Linked DNA regions of Mus musculus: region 1 is linked to region 2. The links are chromatin loops, found by intact Hi-C in ENCODE. Cell type or tissue: left cerebral cortex. All regions are shown on one strand.

Region 1 (8,000 bases), 170 kb before region 2:
CCCGTGGCCACTGGCCCCCTCCCCACCCCCCGCGCGCACTCTTCCCAGTTCCTCCACTCCTGCTACTTTGATACACTCCACGATGGTCATGGACTTTCCCTCTAAAACAGTAAGCAAGCACCCAATTAAATGCCTTTTTTAAATGTATAAACTGCCTTGGTCATGGTGTCCCTTCCCAGCATAAAGCATTAACCAAGACAATTCTCTACTTTGTCTCCCAACCCCTTGGTTATTTGCTTTTGTTTCTTTTTTTTTTTTTAAATAAATTCTTTATATATTATAAATAATAATCCTTTGTTACAATTGAAGATATTCTTTTTGTAAGTCATTGTTTGAGACAGGGTAGCCTATGCTGGCCTTGAACTTGCTGTGTAGTGTTGGTATATCAATTTACTATTTTTTTTTTATTATTTTTTTTTTTTTTTGGTTTTTCGAGACAGGGTTTCTCTGTATAGCCCTGGCTGTCCTTTTATTGGATTCTTATACCTCTGCCTCCCTTCCAACCTTTTTCCCACCCTGATCCCTTCCGCCTCCACAGTAGTTAGGAGGAAATGAAGGTTAGAGAGAAAGGGGAATGCACACTACTCTAGGCCACTTCCTGTTGAATAGGGACGTTGAGCAATCCCAATACTTGTCAGAATATTCAACAGTGCAGCAAACCAGTAACTGAAGCAAACACAGCAGCAAGGAGAGCAGCAACCCCCACAGGCCCTCTCGGGGTCTCTCATTTGTATCTTCTCTGGAATCCCCAGAATTGAACTATCTGCAGCTGGCAAAAATCACAGCCCTGTTAGTACACAAGGCAAATCGTAATCGCCTGCTATATGCAGCCTCTTACCCCACACCTGGGATTAACCAAAAACATATTCATGTAACTGGGTTTTTTAAGAAACCAAAGTTTTCACTACAGTGTAGCCAAGAATCCTAATATTTTTGCTCTGTCTCCCAAGTTTTGGGAACACAGGTGTGTGTCACCATACTTGGATTACTTTTAAAACTGTTATTATTTACAGTGTGTGTGTGTGTGTGTGTGCGCGCGCGCGCGCGCGCGCACATGCGCGTGCATGTTTACCTGTGCCCATGAACACCAGAAGAAAGTATGGGATCCCCTGGAGCTTGGGTTCCCAGAGCCTTGTGCTGATAACGGCACTGGGAAAGCACTTGGGTCCTCTGGTAGGACAAGTACTTTTAAGCACCGACTTCTCCAGCCCCTATTTTGGCTTTTTGATACGTAGCTTTAACTGACCTAGAATTCCATTATGTAGGACAGGATGGTCTGGAACTGTGAGCATACACATCTCTGCCACCAAGCACTGGGTTTACAGGTGTGGACTACTACACCCTGCTCATCTCTTTATTTCAGTATGTTGTCTTGTACAGTGTGGAAATTATGTTGGTGTTGAGGGGAAGGTATAAGTGAATCTTTACTCCATTTAATTCATTTTAAAATGTTTGGCAAGCCTATATATCAACCCCCTAAATGTGAAATCCTTTTTTCTTCCCCGGGCATGCAGTGATGCCCAGCCCAGCCCACAGGACACCTCCCCGCTCCAAGCCCTGTTCCTTACATGCTGTCATTGCTGAACACGGCTAGCCTCTGGGACTCCTGAGGAGAAGAAAATATGCAAGGAAGAACAGGTTTGAGCTCAAGGTGTTAAATCTCTGGATCTGGCCAATCTGTCGTTTTCTTCATGGCCTTCTGTCAGCCTCAGAAAGTACTTTCCTACCCAAAGTTCATTAAAAATATTTGTTTCTATTCACTTTAGAAATAATTTCATGATTTTTTTCTTTTTGTATTACAGGAGACATTTAGATCTTAAAATACCAGAAGTCTGAAGATAGCAAATTATCTCTGAGATGTTTATCTTCTCTCAACTAATTTGAAATGCTACTTTGAAAATGTGTAAGATCTTGTATATGCACCAGTCTTGGAATATTTTCTGGACTCTGCCCCATTTCTGATTTTTTTAGTGTCTTATAGACCAAGTCCTATTTCATAACAAGTTTCTTAGTTATTTGTCTGTTGTTCTGAGACAGGATCTTACTATGTAGCCTTGGTTAGCCTAGAACTCACTATGTAGACCAGGCTGGTCTGGAAGTCACAGAGACATGCCTCTGCCTCTTAATTACTGAGATTAAAGTTGTGGGTCACTATACTCAGCTCACAAGCTATTTTTTCACAACTTTATAGGCATTCAAAACTCTTATCCTCCAGATAAGCAAACAACCTTCTGTCCCTTTATTTTTGGTTCTGTTTGCCTCCTGAGTACTGGTTTTAAAGGCATATGCCACCATGCCCAGTCTAATAATTAGCTTTTTAATGGGTTTTAAATTTTTCTCTTAGTAAAATTTAAAAAACTTTTCACAGTTATTGATTTTGTGTTAGGGGTGTGGCACATTGTGTACACAAATGGAAGTTAGACAATTTGCAAAAGTCAGTGTTTTCCTCCCACTGTCGATTCTGGGAATTTAACTTGGGTCATTAGGCTTTGTAGCAAGTGCCCTTACTCGTCTCATCATCTTCTGAGCATCTATCCTAAGGGAGGCAGAAGAATCTCAAGGCCAGCCTTTCGTACACGGAGACCCTGACTCAACAAAAACAAGCAAAACAAAGCAAAGCACTCCTGTCCTGATTAGAGTTTGATGGTGTGTGTGTGTGTGTGTGTGTGTGTGTGTGTGTGTGTTTTCTCCCCAAGTTGTTTTTGTTCATGTTGTTTAACACAGCAATAAAAACCTAACAAAAATGACCTTCTCCACTACCACCACCACCACCACCACCAAACTAACAGTCACAACAGGGAATTCATTCTGAAGAAGGAGAAAGTTTCCACAGATTTTGTTTTCTCCATATCCTCACAAATGTTCTTAGGTTTTCTTGTAGCTTAGTCTTCCGTTTCCGTACTTACTCCAATTGATATCTACAGAAGCTCTCATCTGAAATACTATTAGCATCCTGTACAGTGATGATAACTCTTCACAGAGGCTCTGACATGCCAAGGTTGTCAAGTAGTGAGGACACTGTATATGTCCCCTCACTGAATTACCTTTTTTATTCTAATGAGCTAGCCAGACATGTTGGTATCCATCTATAATTCCAGCATTCAAGAAGCTGACTTAGGATAGGGAGTTCAAGGCCAGCCTGGGCTACCTATCAAGACTCTGATTCAGTAAGAAATAAAACAACACCTCAGTGAAACTTGGACATTTGTAAGTAGACAGAGTTACACGTTTGTTTCCAGATACAGAGCAACAAAGAAAAGCTGTCACATTTCAAATCAACCTTTGTTGTCATTTTTTTTTATAACCCAGGCTGTCCTCAAACTCCCCCTAGCTCCGCTCCAGCCTCTAGAGTTTTGGAAACGGGTGTATACCATCCCACCTCCCTAAGCTGACTTGTTTGGGGGGGAAAAAGTCCTTATTGTGTTAAAAAATAAAGCTTCCATACATATTCACGTATTTTATTTTTTATTGAGACATACTACTTGTTCTTTTTGTGCTTAGTGTATGAAGTAAGCTGGCAATTTAGTATACATATATATAGTATATAATAATTAAATCAAGTAATAAGTATTTCTAATTCTTTAATCATTACACACCAGTTTACTGAGGGCTTTAAGATAAAAATGTTTTTAAATATTTACCAAATATTTATTTATTAATCCTTGATGAAGTATGCTATTTTATTAAATCTTTTGTGAGAATTTCATACACACACACTGTACTGTGTTTACAGCATGGAACTTTCTAACGCTAGCCTCCTGGAGGACTGTAAACATGAGCGCCCTGGCCTCTAGGGGGCGGGCTTTCCCTTTGAATAGTGTGGGTCAAGCACTCAAATTCCTAGAGTACTAATGAAACCAGAAAATATTTCAAAATTTCACATTGCTTCAGTCAAATAGACGGTTAATGAGTACGGGAAAGATCATACAGCTGGATAATTTGGCTCAATGAATGCAGTGTACGATTTTGACAATGAAAAAGAATTCTTCCTTGCTTCCCAGTATATACAGGAACAGAAGTGTGGCCACATCCCTATTTTTAAACCCGGCATAAGGTTCTGAACCAAGTCAGTTTTCCACTCACTCACTCACTCACTCACTCAGGGTTGGTCAGGCTAGTTTTACACAAGCATGCCCAAGCTCCAGGTTCCACTTCACTATCTGCCTCCCACTTCGGCAGCTTAGGCAGTGGCCACTAAATAAACCAGTTCCCCTCTCTGAGAATACTGCTGTAGTCTGACCTACAAAGGTTGTGGTAAGAGTCTTGGTGGAATCTGAGAGAGGTGGGGAGGGAAGGAGGGGGGGGAAAGGGAGGGAGGGGGAGGGAGAAAGACAGACAGGCTTTTGAGAGACACTCCTACATGAAAAGAGCAATCTTGAGTTGTGGCATGTGACAAGTTCCTCTAGGACAGGCTAAACTCAGTGCTTTCTCACCTGTTGTGAAAGCAATGTGTTCGTTCCCCAAGCTGTCTGTTCTATGTTATGTCTCCCCTGAAGGCTTGTGGGCAACGGGCAGGACACCAGCATACCGGTGTTCATGTTTGGTGGCTTTGCTGTGCTATGAATATAAAATTCCTTTTTTTTGACTCAGACATCTCCCGTTGAAATGGTAACTCCGTTGCTTTCAGATCTGTGCCTTCACTTGACTTGAAAACTTCTCATTTTTGGAGGTCACATAGTGGGGTACGTTTAATCTCCCACTGAGTCTACAGTAGATAGGACCTTTGACTTTGTTATAATGGTAACAGTGGCCTTGATTACTTCTCAGGGACTAGAAAGCTGTTTTTGGGGGGCTGGTGAGATAGCTCAGTGGGTAAGAGCACCCGACTGCTCTTCCAAAGGTCCAGAGTTCAAATCCCAGCAACCACATGGTGGCTCACAACCATCCGTAACAAGATCTGACTCCCTCTTCTGGTGTGTCTGAAGACAGCTACAGTGTACTTACACATAATAATAAAATAAATCTTTTAAAAAAAAAAAAGAAAGCTGTTTTTGTTTTAAAAAACAACAATAACAACAGCACTTTACTTGGGCTTGCCTAAGTGTCTGATAACCGCTATTTGATGTCAGGACGCCACATGGCACTGTGGAATCATGCCAACATCACCACTTTCACACCATGAGGATCCTGGGGAGCCGGGAAGTTTGCTAGCACATCCACAGACCTCTTATTATTTCTCTGCCAATATGCAGGCGCCACCCTCCAGTCAGCAGCCTTGTCTCAAATATCCTCAACCCTAACCTGAGAACTTGGGCCACCGTCTAGGCTCAGCTGTCCTGAGAATAAACTTTCTTTCTCACCAAACCTCATTGTCTCAGGGACTGGCACCATGTGGCCTGGTTTGATGACAGTGCTTCTGCTATACCCATGAAAGAATAACAGGCTACACTGTGGGCTTGCAAGTAAAATCTGCCTACCTGGTTGATACTTGGATTCAGCTAGATAACCTCACTGGAGATGTATGAGGCCAACATGTATACAAGAGAGCCACATACATATTTATCCTATCTAAGGAACTTTACATGCAAGTTATAATTCTAAGAGTTTGTGGGTAGAAATTCATTTATTCATGACATAGAGACATTTAAAAGCTCCCATTTTACAGATTGGATGAAGAGGCATAGCGATGTTACCTTTACTAGGACAGTGGCTTGTCCACATCATCCAGTCCAAAGTGTCAGAGCTAAAGAACACAAGTACCAAGAAACCTTGACACACTTTGACTGTGTGACTGTCTGATGCTGGGTCAGTAGATGAATGTGATGATGATGATGGTGGTGGTGGTGACGATGATGACAATGATGATAGTTCTCAAAACACTTGTTGAGATGGTCTGTTTCAAACTTTTACTTCATAATATCATGGTGATACAGTTTTAATTCATTGTTCTTCTTTCCTCCCTTCCCTTCTCGGCTTTCCCCTCTCCTTTGTTCTTGACTCCCCATTCTGTGACAATGCCTGGGTTATTATCTAGCCCGGGCTAGCCTTGGACTCTCTGTCATACTACCTGAGCCTCCCAATTGGATGGTTTATACGCATGTGCCACTCACTATACCTGAATTCATTATGCTTATGTGTGTGTGCACATGGAGGTCAGAGGTCAATCTCTATTGTCCTTCCTCAAGTACCATCTCCTCTGTGTGTGTGTGTGTGTGTGTGTGTGTGTGTGTGTGTGTGTGTGTGTGTGTGTGACTGTCTGGAACTTGCCAAGTAGGCTGACTGGTTAGAGAGCCCCAGAGATCTGATTGTCTCTATCTTAGGATTACAAGTGAATGCCAATGGCCCCGGCTTTTAAAACAGTCTATCTTGTAGGGATGCTTAGGTCTTCATCCTTGCATGGCAAATACTTTACTCAGCTGTTTTCTCGATTCCCATTGTGTTTTTACAGGAGCGATATTTAGTCATTAAATAAATGCTCTGGCTTGGCAGGTTACACGTGGCTCGTCAGGATCTAGCCAGGAGAATTGGCACCTATGTTCAGACTCTATGAACAAAAATGCTCTCTCTGCAGAAAAATTTGCAAAGAATATTCACAGCAGCTTGCGATGGTTTGAATCTGAAACGTCTCTCGATATATGTTCATGTTTTAAACTTTTGTTCCCCAGCCTGTGCTACTATTTGGGGTGGGTTCTGAACTCTGTAGGGGGCGGGACCTAGGCTGGTGGAAGCAGGTGCCTGGAGAGGGCTGTTAAAGATGGTGAGCAGCTTCTGCTTCTGCTACTGTCCCCTTGTCCCATGATAGGAAAGCCCCACCACGCTGAACACATGGAGCTCTCTGGGCTTTCCCAGCTGCAGGCGGGCTGGATCTTTGAGCCACAACCAGACTTCTCTCACCTGCTTCTGTTGCGCTTTTCGGTCACAGTGGCACAAAAGTAAACTACTGCTTCACTCTGTTCATAACTGCAGAAAGCATGGCAGCCACCACAAGGGCCCAGAGTGGTATTTTGGGTAAATAAACTGGCATGTTCACATAATGGAACATTTTTTTCAGCACTGAAAACAAATGAACATTTAAGCCATGGGAAGACTGGAGGAGGGTGTATGTTACGAGGGGAAAGTAACCTTGTCTGAAAGGCCACTTACTATATAGATCAGTTGCATGCTATCCAGAGCTGCAGAGACGGTAACAAAGATCAAGGGCTGTGCAGAAGAAAGAATAAATAGACACAGCATGGAAGATTTGTAGGGAAGTACAACTATTTTGCAAGATGCTATAACAATGGTGGGTACATGTTATTATACGTGTGTCCAATGCCACAGACTTCATAGCACCAAGAGTGATCTTGATGTACAATGTGGAATTTGGGTGATAATGTTGCAATGTAGGTCTATCAGCTGAAACACAAGTATGTGGGGGTGGAGACATTGATATTGAGGGAGCTAGTGCCTGTGGGGTGGGGGCCAAGTGTGTATGGGAACAAATGATATTCACCTTCCTCAGTCTCACCATGAGCATGATACTCTGTGTGTGTGTGTGTGTGTGTGTGTGTGTGTGTGTGTGTGTGTGTACGCGCACAAGTGAGTCAGAGGACAGCTTTCAGGAGTCATTTCTTTCTTTGCAGCATGTAAGCATTAAGTATGGACCTAGTTAATCAGGTGAGTTTAGGAGACAGGTGCCTTTCCTCACTGAACCATCTTCCTGGCTCATCTTTCCTTTCTTAAGTTACTTTTGTCCAGCATTTTGTTGGTATTTGACAATATCAAGAAAAGTTACTAGTACCCAGGGCAACACTGGGTCTATGCCCTTCTATAGCAATAACTAGCTGCTGGCTGTTGCTAGCTGTTCCCTTTAGAGAAGGCTCGTGAACCTTTTGGTTTTTTTTTTGCACCTCCCCCACTACAACTGCCACTCTTTGAGACTAATTAATTGTCTAGTTAACAGTAATCATCTCATTTGATCTCTCCTGACACGAGGCCTCTGTAGTCTATTCAAGGTGTTTTGGTCATTTAAATTTAAGTTTGTCTAAGAATTTCATAAATTCATTGTTTTTAATAGCTGA
Region 2 (8,000 bases):
CTGTGTTGGAGGCCTTATATCAGCTGGTGTATGCTGCCTGGTTGGTGATCCAGTGTCTTGAGAGATCTCAAAGGTCCAGGTTGAGACTGATCCTCCTACAGGGTTGCCCTCCTCCTCAGCTTCTTCCAGCTTTCCCCAAATTCAACCACAGGGGTCAGCAGCTTCTGCCATTTGTTGGGTGCAAATATCTGCATCTGACTCACTCAGCTGCTTGTTGGGTCTTTCAGAGGGCAGTCAGGGGACAAATAATTTTTTAAATGTCTAAAGAGATGTCCCCCGAGGGCTGGAGAAATGGCTCAGCAGTTAAGAGCACTGACTCTTCCTGGGTTCGTGAGCAAACACGTGGTGGCTCACAACCATCTGTAATGGAATCCAATGCCCTCTTCAGGTGTGTCAGAAGACAGTTACAGTGTAGTCTTAAATAGATAAAAATCTTAAAAAAAAAATGTTCCCAAGACTGGAGATGATATGCATGTCAGCTGAACTTGGACAACAGATAAATACTCTGGAGAATTGCAGTAAGACAAGAATAAAAGAGACTTCTGTAAGGGTTATTTAACCTGAAGGCTGAGATGAGGGCAGGCACTGCAGTTAAGTACAGGTGCATGCAAGAAAATGAAGTCAGGTGACTAAGTCATTGCCAATCAAACTATAAACACACACACAGTATTTAAAAAAAAAACTGAATCTTAAGGAGTTTTAGCCTGGAAATATAAGAATTAGAACAGAGATGGTATTTTAAGTCAAGTGGATGAAGGATGAAACCACCTAAAATATAGAGAATTCTATATAACTGTCTTTGAAGAATTCATGTTTAGAAATGGGATGGAAAAAAGAAAAAGCTAACAAGCAGAAACCAGTATATAGAAGAAAGGTATGGTGTTCCACAAGCAAAGAAAGGGTTTCCAAAGTGAGTGAACACTGGACACATGCTATGGAGATTACAATTCCATCTGTTAAGCCAGAGTTTTGTAGTGCCCACGATCAGACCTGTGTGGAGCTAGAGTAGAAATGAGGATTGGATAGGTGTGGCTATGGAAACAGCCCAGACAACTGAACTTTGATGAGGAAAAAAGGGCAGTAGCTGGGGGATGAGATCCAGGGAGGGATGGTTTTCTCAAATGTAAATACTAAAGTATTTATGATACACAATAAACTAATGATAGTATACAGTCAACACTGATGGCACAGGCTTGTAGTGGAGGGCAGCCTGGTCCTGAGTGTGGGGAGAACGATCAGAGGTGAGGATTCCGTAATACAGAACATGTATAGAGGAATGGGCCTGAGAGAGGGCTCTAGAACCTGGTTGGGGAACACATACTAAAGACCATTTTATATTTTAAAATGTTTAAATCAGCTACATGTGATAATCAGTGCTCAGAGGTAGACACAAGCCAGCCAAGACTACTCAAAATAAAACTATGATGAAACTCAATATTCAGTAGTTAACTTTTAAATCCTCATTTTGTTGAAACATACCTCCATTTTTAAAGTCTCATTTACACTATTTTGTTCTTCATTTAGGGGCCACTCCATTTTGTGTTGCTCCCAATGCATTATTTCCATTTGAGCTGTATAATGAAGAATATTTAGAGCAAAGAGATCTCTACCTGACTCAGTGCCAACAGCAGCTCCAACAGTTTATTGCCACATGTGGACCTGGGACAACTGTCTTTTCTAGTGATGAATAAGCAATTTAAGAATTACCTTTCGGGCCTAGCAAACACAGAAGTGGATGTTCACAGTCAGCTATAGGATGGAACACAGGGCCCCCAATGGAGGAGCTAGAGAAAGTACCCAAGGAGCTGAAGGGGTCTGCAACCCTATAGGTGGAACAACAATATGAACTAACCAGTACCCCCAGGAGCTCGTGTCTCTGGCTGCATATGTAGCAGAAGATGGCCTAGTTGGCCATCAGTGGAAAGAGAGGCCCATTGGTCTTGTAAACTTTATATGCCTCAGTACAGGGGAACGCCAGGGCCAAGAAGTGGGAGGGGGGAAGGGGGAGAGGGCATGGGGGACTTTTGGGATAGCTTTGGAAATGTAAATGAAGAAAGTACCTAATAAAAAAAAAGGAAAAATTACCTTTCATGCCCCATAAGCCTTGGTAAATGTATGATTTCAGAGTAATGGTTCAGACTATGTATCATCTCAAGGTTATTTGTTAGAATGTCATTTAGAGTATGAAATGTGGCCCCTTCATAATTACAAATTTGCAACTAACCCAACATCTAAACCAAGAACAGAAATTATGTTACCAAGGAGCTTGACATCAAAAACTCCAGTATATATATCATGGACACACACACAGTAGAGAACATTGTAGTGTGAAAAAGGTTTTGTTCATTCCACCCATCAGGTAGCAACACTTTACCTACCAACATACCCAGCTTGAGCTCATTAATTACCAGTGATGAGTTCAAGTCAGTGCAACTTAATGACCCAAAGTGCCTATGTAAGGCTTTTCTTTATTTAACATGTGCATTATGGGCATATAGCTTTATAAAGCTAAATGTGGAGAGTTAAGGAAAGCTGTGAAAATCTTATATATGCCTTCTGCTGGATACAACCAAAGTGACACTAAAGACAACATTCCTGGGGTCAAGTCGTCTTCCTGCCAGGAGGTGGTAGGTACTACAGGGTCCCACAGCACCTTGTATTTTGGTACTTGATCTGAACAGCAAGTTAATGATATAGTACATACAAACAAGACTTGCCTTGTGCCTTTTCATATGATGTGGTTAAGTCTAGGTCTCTAGGGTAAAAACAAAACAATTCTTATCTAAACAGCCAACACACCTGGAAAGCCTAATGTTCGAAATTTCTATCCTGGGAATCAAATCCAGAGCTTTGTGCCTTGTTAAGCCAGTTAAACTTCCCCAGCCCTTACAAAGGCCCAAGTCATCAGAATGTTGAATTTTTAAGCTACTTACTAAACTTAGGGATTCTATTGGTTAAAGATTTAGCCAAGTCTTCACTCGAGGAAATCCAGTTTGAGAGTTTCAAGTGATCCTAGACAGATTGCCAATCACTTTCTTTCCTGCTGTGCATTACTGGCTACTTACTAGCCAGCCATCAGGATTGCATTGACAAAAAGTCCGCAGCTCATGAAAGACGAGTTTATTTTACTACGAGAATGACATTTTAAAGAAATTACTGCCCACAGCAATTAAGAATAACTGTTTATTTATATATAACTTATTAATATTAAATTAGATATTAATTTTCACCATTTGCTTCTGTTTATGGCTTCTTGACTTTGTTCATGGCCTTCATTTTACCTTCCAATATGTAAGCTGCACCTTCCCAAAAGGAAAAAAAAAAAGTCAGAAACCCCAAATCATTTTTCTTCCATCTCAAACTAGGCCCAGGTGTTCACCCTAATGATCTTCAAAACGAACTGGCCCCAGCCCCTCAGTGTTATCAAACAGTATTGAATCCAGATACATGACTGATTAAGCAAACTTACCCAAAACAATAAAGGGTTTTTAGACATCACAGCTCCCAAAGTTGGACATCCACTACAGCCACCTACATGCTGGGGAGAACAAACAGTAACCCATTTTAACAATGGCGTCACATGTTAGTCATTTGCATCATCTATATACTGCTGGCATCTCAGTCTTTTAAGATTCTCTCTTCAAAGAAACACTCAGCTGGGTAAACGGCAAAAACTTAAGTCATCATTGTGCCAGCTATTAAGGCCCTGTTAATCAAACCTCAAAGAAAAAAAAAAACCACACACACAATTTGTACCTTGTTATTGGCAAATGTAGTCCTGGCAGCTTGTTTCAATCACTCTCCATGACAAGTGTTTAGAAAATATTTGTTCAAGCACCTTCAAATGAGCAGGTTTTGTTGCACCTAAAAATTAAAATATTTGTGAACTCTCATTTTACTTCCATGTTTTAATACCTTGCATGAGTGTGCACTGGCTACTTTTATGTCACCTTGACACAAGCTAATCACTGGTGTAGGAAGCTACAATTGTAAAAATGCATCCTTAAGATAGGGCTGTGGACAAGCACGCCTGTAAGGCATTTTCATAATCAGTGACTGGGGTAAGGGGGCAGCCACCTCCCCTGGGCTGGAGGCCCTGTGTTCTCTAAGAACCAAAGCGTAAGCTAATAGCATCCTCCATGGCTTCGGCATCCGCTAACTCCAGGTTCCTGTGGTGCTTCAGTTCCTGTCCCATCATCCGTCCATCACAGACAGAAAAACATTTTACTCACGCCCTTCACTGCCAGTACTAACTTAAAGGACTGAGTACCAAGCCTTGGCTTCTCAGTCTTGGTGCTTGCACGGAAAAGCTTGAGGCATATATGCAATTGTGCAGACCATCACTGGGACATTAGAACAGGAAACGGCATGGCCAGAGTCACAAATCAGAGAATGAATGATTGAACCGATTACTGGTGATGACTTATCACCTGCAAACCGATGAGAAATCCTTAATCATTTTCATATTTGAAACGCTGAGTTTACAGAAATCCAGAGTACCCAATTTGGCTTACAGATACCAACAGTAAAGTATAACATGCAGGCCTGAAATGTAGTGTTCTTTTGTATCCACACGCTTCAGAACTTACCACCACCTTCTTTTGCCAGCATCCCCACCCTGCGTGGCTTTCAAATAGTTTGAAAATTTTGCTCCAACTTTAGATCGTACTTACAGGGTTGATCCATGAATACAAGCTTTTTAGAGTGATGCCAATACTTCAGATCAAACTATTAATCTTTAAAAAAAAAAAAAGCCAAAAAAAAAAAAAAGCCTAAAATTGGCGGTCTTAACATCTTAGAAGCAGTACTTTTCCGCCTCTGTAAAATTTCCTATGGATTACTCACTTAGGAAGCCTGAAACAGACCGCATGGTGGCTTTTCTTGGGGATACAAAGGGGCTCCCGCCAGGGTGCAGGCCCAGATGAAAGCTGCCGCCAGAAGCGGCCGCTTGTGCCCGCACTTCGAAGCGTCCAGAGGAGCAGGCCTTATAACTAATCTCGGTTAAGATTTGGAGACCATTGGGAACGCGCCCCGCCGCTCACAGCGGGCCAAGGGCCACACCGAACCCGGGAGCCATGGGGCCCCCGTACCCGGCTAGAGACGGACGCCGCCAACAAGGAAGCCCTCTCCGCACACACGGGGTTAAGCAGACCGCAGGATTCGCACCTGGAAACGCCCAAGGACACGCCGGGTTCGGCCGCCCGCGGCCTCCGCTGTGCGCCATGCTGCACCGTCTGCTCGCGCTCTACGGCGCTGCCGAGAAAGGAAGTGGCCCAGCGTGCGCGACCCTAAGGCGCTCCTGTAGGCCCCGCCTCTTCCGGCCAGCCCTCTTCTGCGTGCTCGCCTTCACCCCCTCCTCTTCCGGCTCTGTGTTTCTAGTGGGGCGGAGGGAGCAGGTTGTGGGAATTAGTGCGAATACTTCCGCTAGAGCTTTTTAATTGATTTTTCAAGTAATGAATAATGCCTTAAAATAGGACAGTCTCCCAGTCCAGGTCCTTATGTTTGCTGGGTCTTCTACATCCTCACCTACTTCAGTGTTTAAAAACCGTTGGTATTAGAAACTATTTAATTTTTTTTTTCTAAGATGTATTTTATATGTATGGGTGTTTGGCCTGCACGCTAGCCATGTGTGCCTCGCCCGAGAACCTGGTACTGACAGAGTTCAGTAGAGAGTGTCAGATGCCCTGGAACTGGGGTTATATGTGACCCAACTTACAATATGAGTGCTGGGAATCTAACCCTGGGTCCTCTGGATGAACAGTCAGTGTTCTTAACTGCTAAGACATCCCCAGCCCACAGCAGCTCCATTAGAGTTAGTGTTCTGGAAGCAGCAAGCACACGGACACACTCACAGAAAGAGAGATAAAAATTGATTGTCAGAAAAAAAGGAGCGTGCAGGGCGTGGTGGCGCACACCTTTAATCCCAGCACTTATTCCCTTAAATCCCAGGCAGGCGGATTTCTGAGTTCGAGGCCAGCCTGGTCTACAGAGTGAGTTCCAGGTCAGCCAGGGCTACACAGAGAAACCCTGTCTCGAAAAAACCTAAAGAAGAAAGAAAAAAAAAAAAAGAAAGAAAGAAAGAAAAAAAGGAGAAGCTGTTAATGAGTTTGATTTGTAATAGTAATAGAATTTTTCTTAGTCATGAAGTAGTCACCGGGCTGGAGAGACAGCTCAGCTAGTTAAGAGCACTGACTGCTTTTCCAGAGGTCCTGAGTTCAAATCCCTGTAACCACATGGTGGCTCCCAACCATCTGTAATGAGATCCAATGACCTCTTCTGGTGTGTCTGAAGAAAGCTAAAGTGTACTCACATACATAAAAATAAATAAATATATCTTTAAAAAAAAAAGAAAGTAGTCACCTAATGTGTTAGAGTTACTATTGTTGAACTTAATGGTCATGATGAAACACCACAACCAAAAGCAAATTGGGGAGGGAAAGGGCTCATTTGATTTAGCATTCTAAGCCACTATTCATCACTGAAGGAAGTCAAAATAGGAACTCAAGCAGTACAGAAACCAATGCAGAGGTCATGGAGGGGTGAAGCTTACTGGCTTATCTCATGCCTTCTCAGCTTGCGTCTCAGGATCCCTGGCCCAGGGGTATCCTCACCTACAAAGAGCTGGCTTCTCTCTCAGCCTCTGACTTTTTACTCTCCTTGGCCTCAAACTAACTCTGGCGATCTGTTCTCATCTTCTGGCTCCTTCTCATTCTTTGGCTCATCCTGTGCCTTCCTCATTAACCACTAATTAAGAAAATGCCCTATAGGTTTGCATACAGCCTAGTCTTATGTTAGCAGTTTCTCAATTGAGGGACCCTCCTCTATAGCATGTGTCAAACTGACATCAAACTACCCAGCAAAGTTACCTTGTTTGTGAATGTTATGACTGCATTGATTTTCTAGTTTTGATTTTTTTTAATTGGTAGTGTATTGTAGGATATTTGCTCACACAGTGAACTCTAAGATTATGTTATTTAGTTTAAAAAAGAACAAGTTTTTAATTGTGGTGTGGCTCTGCTCTTAGCATATACCTTTATTTCTTCTGGCCTTAATACAGACACGCCCTTAGTACACACCTTGAATCCCAACAAGGAAGATAAAATTAGTTTGTAGAAGGAAGTATCATGTTTAAAAGTGATGTCTAATTGAATGGCAGGCAAAGTGATAAATCAGAGAAAGATTTAATAGAATAGGATACAAGGAAAGCTACTTGAGGGGCAGGCAGAGAAAAGGCCATTTTACTAGGACAGTTATACAGAGACAGATTACAAAGAGAGAACAAGTTACAGAGAGAGAACAGGTGAAGAAAGAATAAGCCAGAGAAGGAGAAAGAGCCAGAAGATGAGAACAGATTTCCAGAGTTAGTTTGAGGCCAAGTGGAGTAAAAAGTCAGAAATTGAGAAGCCAGATTGAATCAGTCAGCTTGGAGAGGAGTCCGAGCCAGAGCACCTGGGCAGGCCTGCCAGCCAAAGTTCAGAAAGAATAGGAAGGGGTGAACTTATTCAGCAGTAAGTTTCAGAGACTGACAACATTAAAAGCCTAGATTAGATTGCACGAAGGCTAGAAGCTACAGGACTAGGCCTAGATTAGAAGCCAAAGGCAGAAAGCCTCAGAGATAACAATGATTTCAGGTAAATAAAAGTCATGTTTACAGGGGCACATTATGTGTGTGCTCACATGGCGGCCAGAGAAGAGCTCCATGGACTTGTTCGGTCTTTCCACCTTATATGTGTTCTTAAGCTGGAGCTCAGGTTGGCAGGCTTGTACAGCAAACACCCTTATTGGTCAAGGCATCTCAATGGCCTGGACTTTCATATTTTATCCATGTTATTTATCTCAGTCTCTATTCTTGAGTCCTGGCTACAAAACATTAGGCTAGATGCTAGAAAAAGAAATGTTTATGATCTTGCCTGAAATATATACATGAAAAAGTAAAATCAAATTCTTTTTAAGATTTATTTATTTATTTTATGTATATAAGTACACTGTCGCTGTACAGT

Evidence for each region. Hi-C counts contacts between places; a loop is a spot of excess contacts. Peaks named below come from ENCODE experiments on the same cell type or tissue, not always from the same donor. Only the 100,000 strongest peaks of a DNase experiment are listed, where the experiment ranks them.
Region 1: a loop joins it to region 2, with 2.6 times the contacts of the local background. A loop is called at or near these places in 6 of 42 quality-filtered maps.

Annotation. Positions count from the first base shown.
Region 1 is chr1:9,769,158-9,777,157 of GRCm38, forward strand. 1700034P13Rik (RIKEN cDNA 1700034P13 gene) reads left to right here. Exons shown (of 4, transcript NR_040462.1): 3 at 1,515-1,638; 4 at 1,803-2,099. It overlaps Gm39590 (a long non-coding RNA gene), which reads left to right and starts at 7,079. Exons shown (of 5, transcript XR_865181.3): 1 at 7,079-7,596. In left cerebral cortex, a CTCF peak has its summit at 3,793 (motif pointing right); a DNase peak (open chromatin) is centred at 3,801.
Region 2 is chr1:9,938,854-9,946,853 of GRCm38, forward strand. It overlaps Mcmdc2 (minichromosome maintenance domain containing 2), which reads left to right. Exons shown (of 15, transcript NM_177722.3): 15 at 1,525-2,101. The coding sequence ends at 1,691. It overlaps Snhg6 (small nucleolar RNA host gene 6), which reads right to left and starts at 5,265. Exons shown (of 4, transcript NR_024067.2): 1 at 5,167-5,265; 2 at 3,757-3,864; 3 at 3,470-3,538; 4 at 3,172-3,302. Snord87 (small nucleolar RNA, C/D box 87) reads right to left here and starts at 3,690; the gene lies at 3,617-3,690. In left cerebral cortex, no CTCF peak of the experiment used is centred here; DNase peaks (open chromatin) are centred at 3,565 and 5,314; H3K4me3 peaks cover 2,308 bases; H3K27ac peaks cover 956 bases.